2 separate regions of the Homo sapiens genome follow, and region 2 is linked to region 1. Evidence: chromatin loops called from intact Hi-C (ENCODE). Cell type or tissue: HepG2. All regions are shown on one strand. Each heading gives the region's core, and the rest is flanking DNA. Links, peaks and the distances in the headings are about the cores only. Region 1 overlaps IL6ST (interleukin 6 cytokine family signal transducer). Region 2 overlaps LINC01948 (long intergenic non-protein coding RNA 1948).

The links. Peaks named below come from ENCODE experiments on the same cell type or tissue, not always from the same donor. Only the 100,000 strongest peaks of a DNase experiment are listed, where the experiment ranks them.
Region 2: a loop joins it to region 1, with 5 times the contacts of the local background. A loop is called at or near these places in 2 of 110 quality-filtered maps.

The regions. Positions count from the first base shown.
Region 1 is chr5:55,931,334-55,939,675 of GRCh38, forward strand. IL6ST (interleukin 6 cytokine family signal transducer) reads right to left here. Exons shown (of 17, transcript NM_002184.4): 17 at 3,762-8,342. Among named protein-coding and RNA genes, the nearest start is that of IL6ST, 59 kb to the right of the region's middle. In HepG2, for the core only: a CTCF peak has its summit at 4,968 (motif pointing right); DNase peaks (open chromatin) are centred at 2,918 and 4,968; H3K4me3 peaks cover 323 bases.
Region 2 is chr5:56,460,748-56,469,089 of GRCh38, forward strand. LINC01948 (long intergenic non-protein coding RNA 1948) reads right to left here. Exons shown (of 5, transcript NR_104664.1): 2 at 6,965-7,065; 3 at 4,240-4,320; 4 at 3,262-3,369. Among named protein-coding and RNA genes, the nearest start is that of LINC01948, 17 kb to the right of the region's middle. In HepG2, for the core only: no CTCF peak of the experiment used is centred there; DNase peaks (open chromatin) are centred at 4,434 and 5,164.

The sequences.
Region 1 (8,342 bases), core at 275-8,274:
AAAATCTTTCCCCAAAAAAGAGGGAGTGCTTTAGTAAAGTACTTACAAAGTTTCTCATATCACAGTTTCTCTCTTCTTATTTATTTATTTATTATTTTTCTGAGACAGATTCTCGCCCTGTCACCCAGGCTGGAGTGCAGTGGCATGACCTTGGCTCACTGCAGCCTCCGCCTCCCGGGTTCAAGTGATTCTCCTGCCTCAGGCACCCAAGTAGCTGGGATTACAGGTGCCGCACCACCACGCCAGGCTAATTCTTGTATTTTTAGTAGAGACGGGGTTTCACCATGTTGGCCAGGCTGGTCTCAAATTCCTGACCTCAAGTGATCTGCCCACTTTGGCCTCCGAAAGTGCTGGGATTACAGGCGTGAGCCTCTGTGCTTGGCCTCTCTTCGTTATTTAAACACAAAAGTTCTGTTTGCGAAAGACCCATTCACTAAAATGACCTCATCCAATGTTAATTTTTAATTTTGAGAATCACACGGAGATCACCAGAAGGAACTGGCATAAAAGGAGACAAGGGATTTAGTCATTATTCCTGGGATATGATCTCAATATTAACTAGGTTAGATTTCAGTGTAAAGTTTTTTAAAGACCATTTTAAAAAGCAAAATGGTAACAGGTTACATTACTGGGATGGGGGGAAAGTCTCTTAAGATAAAAGTGGATACTTAAGGCTTGAATACTGTTTTCCACGACAGCATTGTCTGCTGTCTCTCACACAACTAGATGGAAATGTTAGGAACGAGCTCCCAAAACCTGTGCCTATGATTCACAAAGGGGATCTGGTAATGACGAGGAAGGACCTCAGTGTCCAATTGCAAGTGAAGAGTTGCATGGAACTATCTTCATAAAGTACGAGTGAACAAAATCAATTCTATATTTCTGCATTGTTCCACATCATCTTATTTAAAATATGGATCATAGGCAGACATCTGACTATTTAATCAACATCTGTAAAGCTCACACAGTTAAGCTGTCCAAAAACTTTTCTTGGGATCTTCTCGTTGAGGAATTGGGGGATTGTTTTATACTGGGAGCTGCCTGGTGTTTGGCCAGGGGTTGGTCGTAGCCTGGTTTGTAGGGCCTGAGCCTACTTGCACTTTCTGATGTGTTCTTAAGGCGGAGCCTGATCCTGGTTCACTCCGTCTTCCTCACTAGACAGTAACTTCCCAAAGGGCAGGGCCGTCCTTTTATAACCCACAAACCCAGCGTTTTCTCCTGTGCTGTTGGAAAGTTTGCTGGCCCCTCTTCTCTGGACCTCATTTTCCTCGTCCAGGATGAGGAGTTTGGATAAAATGATTTAATAAGGATCCATCTGACTTTAATTTTCTCTAAATTTTTGCTTTTGGATTGAGTATATATTTTGCTTCAAATGAAAGCTCTTGCCAAGGCACGGTGGTTCAGAGATGTAATCACAGCACTTTGGAAGGCCAAGGATGGAAGATAGCTTGAAGCCAGGCATTTGAGACCAGCCTGGCCAACAAAGTGAGCCCGTGTCTACAAAAAAGAAAAAAGAAAAATTAGCCGGGCATGGCAGTGCTGCCTGTAGTCTGAGCTACTTGAGAGGCTGAGGTGGGAGGATTGCTTGAGCCTGGGCAACAGAGCAAGACTCTCTCTCTCTTGGTTGGGGGAAGCTCTTGCCTGTAGCCAGGGTGGGATGGGAATCAGGAAATGATCCCAGGTTTGAGATGCGAAGGAGGCAGATTCCTGACTGCCTATGGCACTGTGCAACTCTGGATTAGAAGAAACCTGAGACACATTTTAAACATTTTTTAAAATTAAAAATAACTTGTTTATTCACCCACTTACCTGTTCATATAAGCAAGCTCTGCCAAACACCGAGCACTATGCTGGGCCAGGAGAGGACTGAGCTGGGGCCCTCTCTCCAGAGGCCCAGCAGTAGGTGCCAGGATATAGAAGGCCCTTAACTCAGGGGGAAGGAGAGAGAAGAATGGAAGATTTCCCTCAAGAGGGTATCTATTTGAGTTGATTTTTGGTGAACCAGTAAGAATTTCCCAGCTTAACAGGGACTGGGGACTGGAGAACATTCTAGGGGAGGAAATCATGTGCATGGGCTAGGTTAGAAGAAACTCAGTATGTTCTGGAAACTATAAAGTGTGCAGCTGGGGGGTTGGAAAGGTCCAGCGAGGCCCCAAAAGGACAGAAAGCAAATGTGGGGAATGAGGTCAGCACAGCGGGGCAGCAGCAGGCAGCCCCTCTGGGAGTGGCAGGAGATGGAGAGGAGTGGCTGGCGGCACCGTGAAGGTGAGGCAGGCTGGAACGGGTGCTCGCGCTAGGCAGCGGGCCCGGGGAAGTCTGTGGACAGAACCACCTGGGGTAGGACCGTGGTCTGAGCACCCAGGAAAAGCCCCTGCCGGAGATCCTCCTGTCACTAGTTGCCATGGGCTAGATTCCACCATTAGAGGAGTCTTTCTTTGGCCAAAAGAATGAGACTCCAGGGGTCGTGTGAGGGTGCATTCTCAGGAAAGTGGGACACATTGACCTCTTTTGCAGGGGTTGCTCTATAGGGTCAGAGCAAATGTATGTGCTAGTAGGGGTGGGGAGCCAGCCTCGGAGTAAACCTTGAGGGCATAAGGAGAAGTACTGCTCTGGGCTCGAGGCTCAGTTAGGACACTTCAAGGTAGGCAATTGCAGGGGGCTGCTTGAGGGCACAAGGTGCCCCATATTCACAAATAAGGGTGGTGGGGAGGGAGATGAGGGGAAGAGAAACTCAGAAGAGTTTGAAGGGCCTGGGAAGCAGGTGTGCATTCTCCTTAAGCTAGCCTGGGCATGACGTCATCAAGAATTTTGCTTAAGTGGTTGGGTACAATTGGTGTACACATCAAAGAATGCGGACTTTGGATCAGGTTGGAGTTGGAACTCCACTGTTTGTCAACCACATGACCCCGGGCAAGTTATTCAACCTCTTGGAGGCTGCATTTGTAAATGGTGCTGGTATTTACCTCATAAGTTTCTAGGATTTCATAACCCACAGTAAACACTTCATAGATGGCATATATTTGCTCACCTTTGGACACCCTGCTCCGGCATGTGGCCCCCAGCAGGTGATCAGAAAGGTCTGCCGGTTCATTTGAAGAGGAGCGGCCCCTCACCCCCAGCAGCAATGTCTAGTCTCGATTCTGACCGTGGCAGTTAAAAGTTTCTTGGAGGTCCTTTCCTAGGCACTGATGCTGGCTGGGTAGCCCTGGTGTTCGTATGTCTAGATTGAACAACTGGCAAAATCCACACTGACTTTGACCTGAAGAGTGGCTGACTTTTCATTCTCAGAACGCTTATGCAGAATTATGGTTTCTATTGTCAGAATCTCAGTGCCTTTTTATTTAAATATTCCCCTTCATGCCATTCCTTTAAAAGCATTATCCCTCTCATAAAGCTTATAGAGCCTATTTCCAAGAATTTTCTATAAATTCATTTAAAAGCTATCATTAGTCAACAGGCTGCTTCTGACTACAGGCAAGACTGCAGGGAAAACCTTTTCCTACGGGGAAGGGACCCAGATGTATACTTAATAGTTGTGTCTTGGACCTGTTACTAAGTGAAGATTGTTCTAGGAAAGTAGGCCTGGACTGAGGTATTAGATTTCTAATCAACAGGCTGGTCTCATTCAGAGTTTGAACCAGCACTCTGGGGGAGAAACCACTTGTGGCCGTTGAATTACTCTGGCTAGCCTGTCTCAGAAAGACCATCCACAGCCAGGGCTAATGAGACAGTTGAAGAAAGAGAAATACTTTACCTGAGGGTTTTGGTTTTTTTTTGGCTTTTATTTTTGTGTGTGTGGATTACCACCATATAGCTCACCATGTTATCCCAGAAAGACTACAATTTCATACAGAATGCACAGATGTTTAAATAAAAAGCCATTTAAGTGAGGGGATAATTCTCACTAAAAAAAGCTCAAAAATAAGAAATGACAATTCTAGATACACTTTTTTGACATGTAAAATGACATAACCATAGTCACAGGGAATAAAGAATCAGGTTTGAATGTCCACAGGTTTCTAAAACTAAGCTCTGGCTTCGTATCTGTTGAAAATCTTTAGCGGTTGGGGAAAATAGCTATATTTAAAAACAAATATTGAATTTTGAGTTGAAAGGTACATTTTCCTCCCTTGATGGAGACAGAACTTTTCTATGGAGAACCCAAGCAGCCTTTCCATGATCTTACTAAGTTGTCCAAGAGCCAACCCCGATCAGCAGCAACAGGACTCAAGCTGTTCACCCTGCTTTCGAGTTGGCTGAGCTTCCTGCTGCTTTCACACATTCTTCTTTTTCTACCTCAGTTCCTCTTTGCTTGTAGTCTTTCACTCCATTAACTTGCCCAAGCACTGGACTTAAGTATGGAAGAGCCTATACGCAGTTGTAATATATTTCGTATTTTGAAAGTGTAGAAGTTTGTATTAATTTAAAAAGAAAAAGCTTAAATGGAAAGTTAAGCAATCCTGAACAAGAAAACTCTCTCACTGCCTTTGGGCTAGAGAAAGAGTATGCTCTCAAGGAGTTACATAATCTTTTCCAAAGCAGGATGGACTGTATCTATCATACACATTAGGATAAGATGAGCCACCACACCTTAAAGAAATCAGGCTTGAGCCTATACAAGCCATAACCAAATAGAAGATTTTAAACAAAGGAGCACATAGCCCAAAGCTGACATGTTATTTCTATAAACTCTGGTATATATGTGAAGGAGTTACTGTTGGCTGGCTTGTGGGTTTTTTGACTCACTACATTTTTTTAGACAAAATCACAATGTGAAGGCACATTAATAGTTGAGATTTTCTTTTCCTTCCAGGTGGACTTGCTGACTGATTAGTTTCATATACTACTTAGTAACCTCAAGAAGTAGCAGGAGGATGCCATGTATCAATCTTGAACTTCAAGTCTCACTGCAACAAGGATGGAGACTCCAGCAGAGTGCAGGGTGGGCACAGACAGGCCACAAGATGGCGCAGCACCTCCATACTTGGGCTCTTGACAACCAAGTAGGTTTTTTTTTTTTTTTTTTTTTTTAATGTCCACTAGGAGGGAGGATGCTACGATTTCAGACCTCAGCTATTAAATAGTAAATCTGGAAAACTAGTGGATAAATTTGCCATCTCCATTCTATGTTATTAAGACCAAGATAGTGTACTGGTTTTCTTTTAAATCACATTCCATTATGTCATTTAAAATGTCACAAAACCCACACGAAGCATCTCATTTACACTAAGATGCTTATTTAGCTAACACCACTAATGATAAATGCTGTTACAAATATGCATAGTCAGATGATAGTAACCACATACAGAAAAAAAATTTGAACAAGTATTTATTTCTTAAAATTTACTTAAGGGATTAGAGCTAATATATAATAGAACATTTAATATAACATTTGGAGTTATGTCAACATAAAAATAGCTGTGGTTACAATTAGCACATGCAATTCACTGCAAAGGTAAAAATACATGCTATACTCTAGACAAGCCTTCCAAATGAAGTTAGAGTAGATGGGGTAAAACAGCAAGTGAACATGAAAGGATTGCACTTAGAAGAAAGTGGGACATAGCTAGGATATAAAAGAAACATACCTAATGCTAGTCAGTCACTGCATTGTCCTACTAGCAAATTGCACATTTATTTTTAGAGTATATTCAATACACATACATATTGAGACTAGAGAATTTTCAAATATCTACCTTTGAAATATCCCTTTGTTTCTAACACATCACATTATGGTATTAATGTAACAGCACTTAAAACCTGTAGTTATCATTCAAAGCTTGTGTTCAAGAGATAAAAGAACATCATTCAGACAAAGCCTGTGTTCAAGAAATAAAAAAAACATCTATCACTATCGGCCTTAAATGCATCTCATCACACGACCCATCAACTTTAATGAAATGGGTAATGAAGTTAAACTAACCAGTTTGTACAAACTATTGACTGAGAAAAAGCCCTTAAAAATTTAGGAACAAATGAGCAACAGAAGAGCTCACCCTGAGCTGCCACCTTTTAATTTTTAATGCAATGTATATGAGAATATCATGCTAATGCACATACTAGTAGCATGTATGATGGAAAAAAATAGGTTAATGCAAAAGATAATACGCTTGGCTTTGTAAAGTTTTGTTTTGACTTACATCATCTGAATTCTGTTTATCGAGTCTGAAAAGGAACTGCTGCCAAGGACCAGTCCAAAGAAGAATTAGGCTGTAAGACTGCTAGTTCATACCTTCTTTGAAATCAATGACAATGTCCAATTTTAGGCTAATCCTAAAACACTTGCCATTTTATGACTCCATATTCTTTTAATTTACAGAAAAGTACAAATTTTTTAGAAAGTAATCTTATCAGCACAATATAATCTAACAATACCTGTAATAGAAAGCTATCCCAGTAAATTTTTTTTGAACAATTGAACTTTTGTCTTATGCAGCTTATAACTTTGTTATTTTATTCATCTCAACAAAATAAAACTTTATTGAAACAAAAGTGTATGGTTTAGGAATATGCTCTTAATAACAACTGAGCAAAATTAGAATGATGTGGACTATAACAGAATGAAGGAAGATCTCTCCTGCTTGATGTACTTGGTCAATATATGTTAGTAAACAGAAATATTTTAGGGAATTCTATGATTATTCTACTTCTACATTTACATGTCATGGTTTTAACTAGTTAAATGGGTAGAAAAAAGACATCTTTAATAATTGATTTCTATTTCTCAAACTAGATGCTCTACTTTAAATATGAGCTTTAATGAATGTTTTGTAACATTTTAAAGTTGTAACATTTCTAAGTATACTCCACTAACTTCACAATAAGAGCTAGGGTCACTGGATGACTTCATGTGGTAAAATCCCTTATCAAGGAATAAGGCTGAAATTTAAATGAACAATTAGGTAGAGAAGAGGTATGAACACAGAACATGTGAATGAAATTTGCTTTTTTTCCTTGCTGCTGTTCCCGAGTGCCGACTGATCCATAGTAAAAAAGGACAAGATTAAAATTTTAGGTTTTAATGGTACAAAGTGTGAAGTTTTATAGTTTTCTAATAATTATTCAGTATTATCCCTTTCAGAGATGAGGGTAGGATACCACAGACATCAGTAACTGACAAGTTATAATATCAACACATGTAACATTTGGGTCATTATTTTATAACCCTAAAGGGAGCAACTGCAGGTGCAGAAGCAGTGAGTGAACTAGTTTTGTCCAGACAAGGTTTTCTGATGTGCTATTACTTTAAACACCACTTTTGGACACTAAAGATTTAAAGTGATAAAGCCACTAACTAACTTTATTAGACTAGTTTTTACATAAATAACCAGATTTCTTTGCCTACCTAAAGTACAATTTACATGCATCAACACATAGATTATTCTAAGACATGCTTGGGAAAGTAATTTTGAATGTAAAAAGTTTTATAATTTATTTTCTCCTTAGGGCAGGTGTACATTACATATTAGTGCTCAAATATATGTTCATTTCCAGAATGAATTTTTGCACAGTAATCATATATCCATTTAATATGTATAAAGTGTTCTTGGGGATGGGGGTATATTCACTCACTGTACCATGTTTTATACAGGCTTCAACATGCAAATTTGTTTATATCATGGCCTTCAATGATCCTCCATTCTCATTCCTGTAGATTAAGAGTTCATATTGTATATCTGACCCTGAAATGTACAAACTTCACACTACAACATTCTTCATGACACTATTTGTTATGAGGAAAGTTGCAGCTAAATATTAGTCATGTGACTTAAATTTTGAGAAAATGGAAAATGTAATAGGTATAAATTTCCTGACACATACAGCAAGACAAATCCAGCCCAGCCTTTGATGATCAACTTAAAAGCTGGAGATGTCATTATCTTGTTGTGTAAATTTGGGTCTATCCCTACCTTTACTTCTCTGTGCCTGATTTTCCTCATCTACTTTGAATTCGTCATTCTATTAATCTACTTTTGCCTAAAGTGGGAAACTGAATATATCAGAATGAAACATCTATTTTTTTCATAAAGAAGATCATATAATATGTGAAAGAACTTTGAAAGGATGAGGCATTATATAAATGCAAGAATATAAAAGATAAACAGGAAGTCTAATGTGAACAATATTCTGAGAGTAAAAAGTGTAATTATATTTCCATTGTAAATGTATACCAAGTTTTCTTAGCTTTCTATTCTCCAATAACCTCTAGAAACTATTCTAAGCATGCCTGGTTTCTGTAACTTAAATATGGCATAAAAACCTGTTTCCTTTGAATTCACTTGATAGCAGTAGTCAATCACTAATAACGCTTGCTAATTTCCTCTTACTTTCTAAGAAAACCC
Region 2 (8,342 bases), core at 313-8,312, 530 kb after region 1:
GAGTCATCTAGGACGAGCTTGGCATCCTGGACAAAGTCCAGAGTACACAGCCCCTGAAGGCAATGCTCCATAAATGCCCAGGATCTGGCGATGCTCTACACACACACACACACAATGCCAAGTGCAGCAAAAACATCACCACTGAACTCTCGGGAAAGCAACTAGACAACCACTGACTGCAACATATTAGACTCAGAGTGTGGACAATTAGAGACAGAAAGTTTCAACTTTATGAATATTCAACAGGAACCAATGAAATTGTTTTTGGAACGCTCCCATTTACAACTTCCAGCCCATTCCACAGTTATCTTCCTTCCAAAACATCTGATATGGGAGTCTTCCACTTCCTTTCCCAAAGAATGCTGGATGTGTGCTAAGTTTTCCATCTCAACCATGTAAATCAATAACTTTTGCTCCCTGTTTCTTAACTGAGAGAGATATTAACATCTGTGACTGAGAAAGTACTCAGTTTATTGAAGGGTTTTAACCTTTATAATAATTATAGTAATAGGAACATTTATAATTAACTGAAGTAAGTAAATTTTTCAACTTAGGAAAGAACAGTTAAAAGTTGGGCACCTTTCCTTTTTTTAACTTGAAAGAGTTTTGATACATGTTATTCGCTATCTCATTATAATTTTGACATATAGCCTTGTCAATGGGTAGAGAGAAGTACTATTTATTTGAAAGCATGTGAAGCTCAAAGTGATTAAATGATTTAGTAATGTTGCAATGCCTTCTTGTTAGCCATGTTTATGGTTATTATTCTATGCTACTACATCTTTTCAAAAGACAAAAACTTACAAAAATTTAGAAAATCACTCATTGTTTCATAACTTAAAAAGAAAAACACTCAACCAAAATCACTCATTGTTTCACAACTTATAAAAGAAAAAGACTCAACCAAACAAAGATAAATAAGGACATAATTTGGCGGGAAAGTGTGGGTTTAACTGTCAGAGCTATGTAACTAAAGGGATGCTTCAGGAAATTTACCTGGCCCTCTGAACCTCATTTTCTCATCCATAAAATGGGTATAATAATATCTACCAGGCAAAATTGTTGTGGGAATTGGGAATAAAATACACAATGTCCCTGGAATACGGTGGACCCACCACAAATGGTAGTTATTCACATTTTGGAGTGAACGGCATTAAGGCATCAGGCGTTTGGATTTTACATATGATTAAAAATATTTATTATACATTATGTTCTATTATAAACATTTGTCTCTTTATAGACTTACATTGCCTAATAAAAAGTGCATATAACATTTCCCATGTAAATAATTCCTATTACCAGACATATAGGTAGTTTCCTATCTTTACTCTTACAGATAACATTGTGATGAAAATCTTTATGCATGGTTGGGCGCGGTGGCTCACACCTGTAATCCCAGCACTTTGGGAGGCTGAGGCAGGTGGATCACCTGAGGTCAGGGGTTCAAGACCAGCCTGGACAACATGGTGAAACCGTGTCTCTACTAAAAATACAAAAATTAGCCAGGTGTGGTGGCACACACCTATAATCCCAGCTACTCAGGAGGCTGAGGCAGGAGAATTGCTTGAACCCAGGAGGCAGAGGTTGCGGTGAGCCAAGATGGAGCCATGTACTCCAGCCTGGGCAATAAGAGTGAAACTGTCTCAAAAAAGAAAAAAAAGAAAAGAAAATCTTTATGCATAAAGCTTCATCCACATTGAATCCTCAGGATCAGTTTCCTGAAGTAAAATTTCTGGGTCAAAGGGAATGAAGCGTCTAAAGGCCCATGATTTTTGGGGCCAAACTGCTTTATAGAGAGATTCTGCCGATTCTCATGAGCATCAGCAGTCGGGGGAGGGTCTTCTCACCTCACTCTCACTAGTCTCTGTTTCTGTCATTCCAGAAGTCTGTGCAAATGTGATTGCAAAAAGAGCATCTCCTTTGTTCTGATTTACATTTCCTTGGTTGCTGGTGAGGATGACTCCAAATATTTAAGTTTAATTACTAATTAATTATTCTTTTTTCCCCCATTTTTGGGGTCTCATTTTTTTTCCCCATAGATTTGTATGAGTTCCTTATTTATATGAACAATGTTAACCTTGCTGAGGTACCCAGCCACCTAAATCAAATGGGCAGGATGGGCCGGGAGAAATAAGGCAGAAATGACTGTAGAGGAACCAGTATAGGGGCCATTGGTGACATACTGGGCTCTCAGTAAAACTGAGCCCCATGATTTCCTCAAACTCTCTGAAGGTATAGAGCACTCAGAAAGTGAAAAAAGGGGAAGAGAGTCACATCACTAATATTTGTTGAATATTAAATATGACTATTTAATCTCTTATGTGCCACATATGTACTGTGCAATGATTACCTGTGCCAGTCTTTGTTCTAAATGCTGGGGATATTATAATGAAGATATGGGATGGGGTCTCCACTTTCATGGAGCTTATTTATCAAATGTTTCTTGAATGTCAGGCAGATTTTTAGAGGCCTTCTAATCCATCACCTCAAGAACTCTATGTGATATTGTTATTTCCTTTTTTCGGATAAGAAAACTGAGCCTCAGTTGGGTTGGTTTAGAGCAGAGATCAAGCAGTTTAGTACTGGAGTCAGGATCTGAACTCAGGCACTCAGGCTCCAGAGCCCACAAGTTTCACTATCCTAATAAATAAGATAAAAGCTTAAGTACAGACAGTCTTTGCTTTGCACCTTAGTGCAGGATTGTAAGAATGACCTTGCAGGCTGGGTATGGTGGCTCACACCTGTAATCCCAGCATTTGGAGAGGCCCAGGAGGGCAACTCATCACTTGAGTCCAGGAGTTCGAGACCAGCCTGAGCAAGATGGTGAAAGCCCGTCTCTACAAAAAATACAAAAATTAGCTGGACATGGTGGCATTCACCTGTAGTCCTAGCTACTCAGGAGGCCGAGGTGGGAGGATTGCTTGAGCCCAACATGTCAAGGCTGCAGTGAGCTGTGATGGCACCACTGTACTCCAGCCTGAGCGACAGAGTGAGACCTTGTCAAAACAACAACATCAACAACAACAACAACAACAAACAACAAAAAACACCAAAAGACCATGCAGAAACCTCACAAAGAAATAATCATAATGGTCCCATAACCTTTAGAAATATTTGTCAAAACATTAAAAACTCTCTCATTATCGGTTATAAATGTATAAAGAAATGAAAAAAATGGTAAAACAAATATTTATTTAGCATACTGTAATTTTACAGATTAGAAATGTTGAGAATTGTGTTATTTCTTTGTAAAAAACTTACCAAGAGTAGTCTGAGAAGTGCATTCTGTATTCTTTCATGAAATGCTCAGTCAAGTGCAGCCACAAGAGGAGACAGAGGAGAAGCTCAGGAAAACAACACTCACAGGTCCTAGAGACAGGAGACAAACCACACCAGGCAGGGCCACGTGGGGTAGCCTCAGGGTGGTCAGGAGGCAGAAAGCAGGGGTACAGGGAAAGCCGAGGCTACAGCCTTTATTGGGGTTTCCCAGCAGGGCAAGGGCAGTTTAGGACTGGCTAGTTTGAATCATTTCAGCAGGCACTTAACTATACGGGTGGTCTTTAGTTGCCTGGTTCCTGGCCTTTGGTTGACTAAGGCAGAGGAAAAATGTTGCCTCCTGAGGTGCAGGGGCCACATAGAGGAGAGATGGCTCTAGGTTGGGCAGTTTGCGTATCAAAGGCACACTCCCAGCTGAGCCCTTTGCTGTGTCTAAGGATTGGCCAGCCCTGGGAGGGGCAGTCAGACAGGTTTTTAAGATATTAAAACATCATAACATACAGAAAATAAAAAAGATAAATAATACACAGTGTTATCTTTTTGTCATACAACTTACAGTATAGAAAAATATATTTTCTATGCCCTGGTAAATTGTTACTCTCCTTTCTAAATTTGAGTGAGCACCCAACATTTAATCTTTTTCACTTTTAATTCATGAATTAACTCTGAGAGTTCCTTTAATGTGATTTTTAAAATGTAAATTTTAATTTTTTTTTTTTTTTTTTGCTGGCGTCACTTCCTCTGGGATATCTTGCTCCTTGTCCTCACTTTCCTCATTTATGTCAATAAGGTCACCTTCGCCAAGTTCCTCTGGCTGCCTATGTAAAGTCTAGGATGCCTGAGTGTTGACATCCCAATCTCAGCTATATCTTCTCACCTCCATTTATGTTGGATTTGAATCTCACTCCCTGCGTTCTCATTTTTCATTTCTTTGCTTCACTTTCATTTTTGCTGGCCACTTACCTCCATTGATTGTCCATTTGTGTAAGATGGCACATGGGTCATCACAGGAAGACAAGGAAGCACAGCGACATACTTTGCTGTCTGTGTGTGAACCAATAACAGGGTGTGGTGACCATCACTGGCAGACTTTGAAAGAAGTGATGTGAGTGGTCACTGACTGATCATAGTGCTCATATTTACAAAAGTGATGTGTGTCCTGAAGAGCTAGCAGTGAAGTCTGTGCTTCATGCAGGAACTGACAGTTCATAGACCATGGTGAATGAAATCTGAACCTTGCCCTTGCGGGGACTGCATCTACTTAACTAAACTGACTAAAGGGTCATGATTGAAATTCAAACATATTGGAAGCCCAATATGTTTGCAGTATGTTTCCCATATTGGCAAAGGAAGAACTATCTGCTTCTCGGTACTGAATCTTGCACAACTATAACAAGGAAATGATAGCACATTTTAAAGACGACGACATGGATTTTATTTTGTCAAGTTGTTTTTTTCCATTGTGTAAACTAGCAGGGTGTGGCCACAGCAAGCACTATTGTTTAATCATTCAGTTGAAAACTCAGCCCACACATCTCTCCTCACCCAGTGGACCTGCTCTTTTAGGATAATTCCATCTAGCTCACAAAGCCGTACTGAAGATATTTCCTGTCTTCATGCAAAACACTTCCATCATCTCCCTGCCCAGGGGAGGAAATGGAAAGAGAACGCTTATCCATCACAACAGGATATAGAGCTGTGGACCTGATTCTACCCCACGTCTCTGATTTAATGTGCAGTCCGAACCCAGGCACAAATCTAAGCAATACACCATATGTGCAGGCCCCAGGGGAAATCAGAACAAGCCTGAAGGAAGTTAGGCGAGAGAGCAAGCCCAGAGACAATGTATATTCTTTGCTACACATTCCATTTCCTTTGGGCCTGGATTCCATGGGTTTCTCTGTATGTATCAGTGTGCATGTATGCTTGGAATGTATCAGTACATGTATGTATCAGTGTGCATGTATGCTTGGAAGATTGGTTTATGAAGGGCACAGAAGTCTGCATCTGATTCATCCTGGTGCATACGTGATTGCAAAAGTGAGAAGAGGAATATCAGGAGGAGGAGGTGCATGAAAAGGGGAGAGTGAGGTTCTGGCAGGATCATTCAGAACGCACACTAAGGCCAATATGTTCAGAAAGGAGTGTGTAGTAAGGAGAAGAGTGTCTTAGTTTGGGTTTCCCAGAAGTTGGTCCTGAATACAGGAAGTTAATTTGGGGAGTAATCCCAGTAAGACCAGGAGAGTGCAGAAATGAACCAAGGACGACAGGGAAGCAGACAGGATATGACAGGGACAGGTTATGAATGCGGACACTTGGGGCTCAGTCACCCTGGAGACCTCTGTGTGGCGATTCAGAACATGCTGCCAAGTTGTCTCACCCAAGGGATGAGAAAGCCGAGGTATTTACACACCAAATCCCATCCTGGTTGAGGGCTGCTTGCTGTCGATTGCCTTTTCAGCCCTTATGGCCAAGCCTGCATATGCAGAGCACACTCTCAGGAGGCCAGGGGGAGCCTAGAGGCAGACTCACAAATTCTTACAGTACAAGGCCATCTGGAGTGCACAAAATGGGAAGTAGCCACAGGTACTGGTAGGGCACCAACAGGGCCTGCTATTAGGTTCTGAATGTGGTCTGGGCACTGCTGTAAGCACTTTGCATGTGTTAACGTGTGAGATGCTCACAACAAGCCTACAAGATAGGTCTTGTTATCACCATTTTATAGATGTGGCACAGAGAGGTTAAGTCACTTGCCCAGGCTCACAGGCTCTATGGAGCCTTAGCATATGTGTTACAGCACATTGGCAATGCCCTCCGCAACGCATGCTTTTATCTTCTCTCTTTCCTTGTTTTCCCGCAAACTCTCCTAGGTTTTTAAGGCTTATGATAACTGAAGAGCATTTGTTGGTGCTAGGTACTTTACATGAGCAGGATCCCCAACAACATAGGGTACCAGCCACCCCTGGACAGTACACCTGAGCTTATATAGAAGGAAGTACAGTTCTCTTATTTAAGTCACTGTGCTTGGGAATCTCGTCATCACCATGAACACACAGGGTAATGTTGGAGTTCTAAGCACGGCTCTGGGACACCAAACACAGAAGGAGATATGTGGACCCAGCCCTGCTGCAGCAGTGAGACCTTATACAGGAGGGGCTGAGTCAGTGTCTGAAGACATGCATCCCACCCCGTCCTGAGTGCTTCTTCTCTTGCTTTGATTAAAGGAGGACTCAGCCTCTTGTAGATTTCCGTTCCTTGTGGAGGGAGCTGATACAAGAGACAACATGATTGAGTCTTCTTTGGCTCCCCCACGAGTCACTGCTTGAGCCTGCCTCACCAAACCAGTCCTGAGGTCTCAGTGCACAGAGCTGTCAGCAAACCTCCCGCTCCCTGTTTGTGTTGGCTTTTGTCACTGTGCCATGGAGGTGTTGGCTAAAGCTGTTTACTGGCTTAATTTAAAAACACCTCGAGGTGTTCTTAAAATTCTGCTTTGAGCAGCAATATGGACAGAATGGCAATGAAGTCAGAAAGCAATGAAGATAAATAGAATATAACCAAACAAAATTATCATAAAATCACATGGAGTAGCTTAAGGGAACTTTTGAAAAAGTAGATTATTTAAATATAATATTACACACATATATCTACACATACATAGACACACATATATGTATATGTATGCACATACCTGTATAATTTCAGGAGATCTTATTGTCTTCATGGAGCTCATTTATTCATACCATAGAGGTCAGGCCATGTTCTAGGCTAAGTGCAACTCTGAAGCACGTTCTTCCAGACCAAAAGAACAGAACAAAGCACAGAAGACTTAAAATATTAGTTTTATATGCATGAAAAATAATGGCATCAAAAATCAGACTCCTATGGCAAAAGCCACCAACATGAGCTTTCTTGATTATTTTTATGGGGCCAGGAACCATTTGATAGCGGAATGTGGGTAAAACCAGGCGATATGAAGTGAGGAGCTAAAAATCGGCTTACGTAGCATTGTCAGTTGCCTAAACTGAATGTCAAGAGAAAAACCTTAGAAAACTGCTTGTCCAATCTCCAGGAAACAAAGGCTCAAAGAGGAGAAGCTCATGGAGCTATTTGGTGGCAGGGTGACAGCTAAAAGTCAGCTCTCCTGTCTTCAACTCTGCACAACACTTCACGGCTTCCCTCGTTCAGTGTTCTTAATTTGTCACAGTGCACTGCAACACGACATTGAGGGAAATTCCTAAAACTTACAATCCCTCCTTCTTCCTCACCCTATTTCCTAGAGTCATGCCACATAGCCACTTTCCCTACCCAACCCTGGCCACAGGTCCTGGCCGGCTGTCTTGGCTCTATGCAGGTAAGGGTTAGTCAGAGGGGAAAGTGAAGAGGGAAGTCAGGAGAGGAGTGGGGTAAGATTCTCTCTGCAAGCGGAGAGGCTCAATTAACAATGACAGAAGAAGAATTCCAGCACTGTCTCCCTTCCGCAGCCCAAGAATAACATCCAGGAGTCAACACCTCTGCCTCCCACATGCTAACACACAGTCTCTTTGTCTTGTGTTGAACCTTTAAGCACTCCAGAACCCAACTTCTATGTTTTCTCTCTCTCAAGGGTTGAATGGATTTAATAAGCATTTCTAAAAGTCACCTGAGAGTAGGCTTGTGAACCAAGGCAGATGTAAGCTCTCTGGGTTTTGCTCTTTCTTTGAGGTGACTCTATAGAAGAGAAACTCACTGGAACCAAGGTACTAACATTCTTCAGCCTCTAAGTAGGCACAAATTCTCTCATCAGAGGGATCTATAGAAAGCCAATATTGATGGGGCATGAGTTCCTTCTGTCTAGAAAATAAAGACCTTACTCCTGATTGAGCTGGTGGGGAGAGGGCAGGAATGTACAAAGTCTGAGATACAACATTATGTTGGTTAACAGCACCCATTCCCAACTCTCACTCCAGCAGCATTACTTAATGTAATATTTGTTCATTGCTTAAATTATTATTATAGCTTCAGAAAACGCCACGAGTGTATGATCATGATTATTATCTGGTTGTGGTTCTAGCTTACAACGTAAAAAT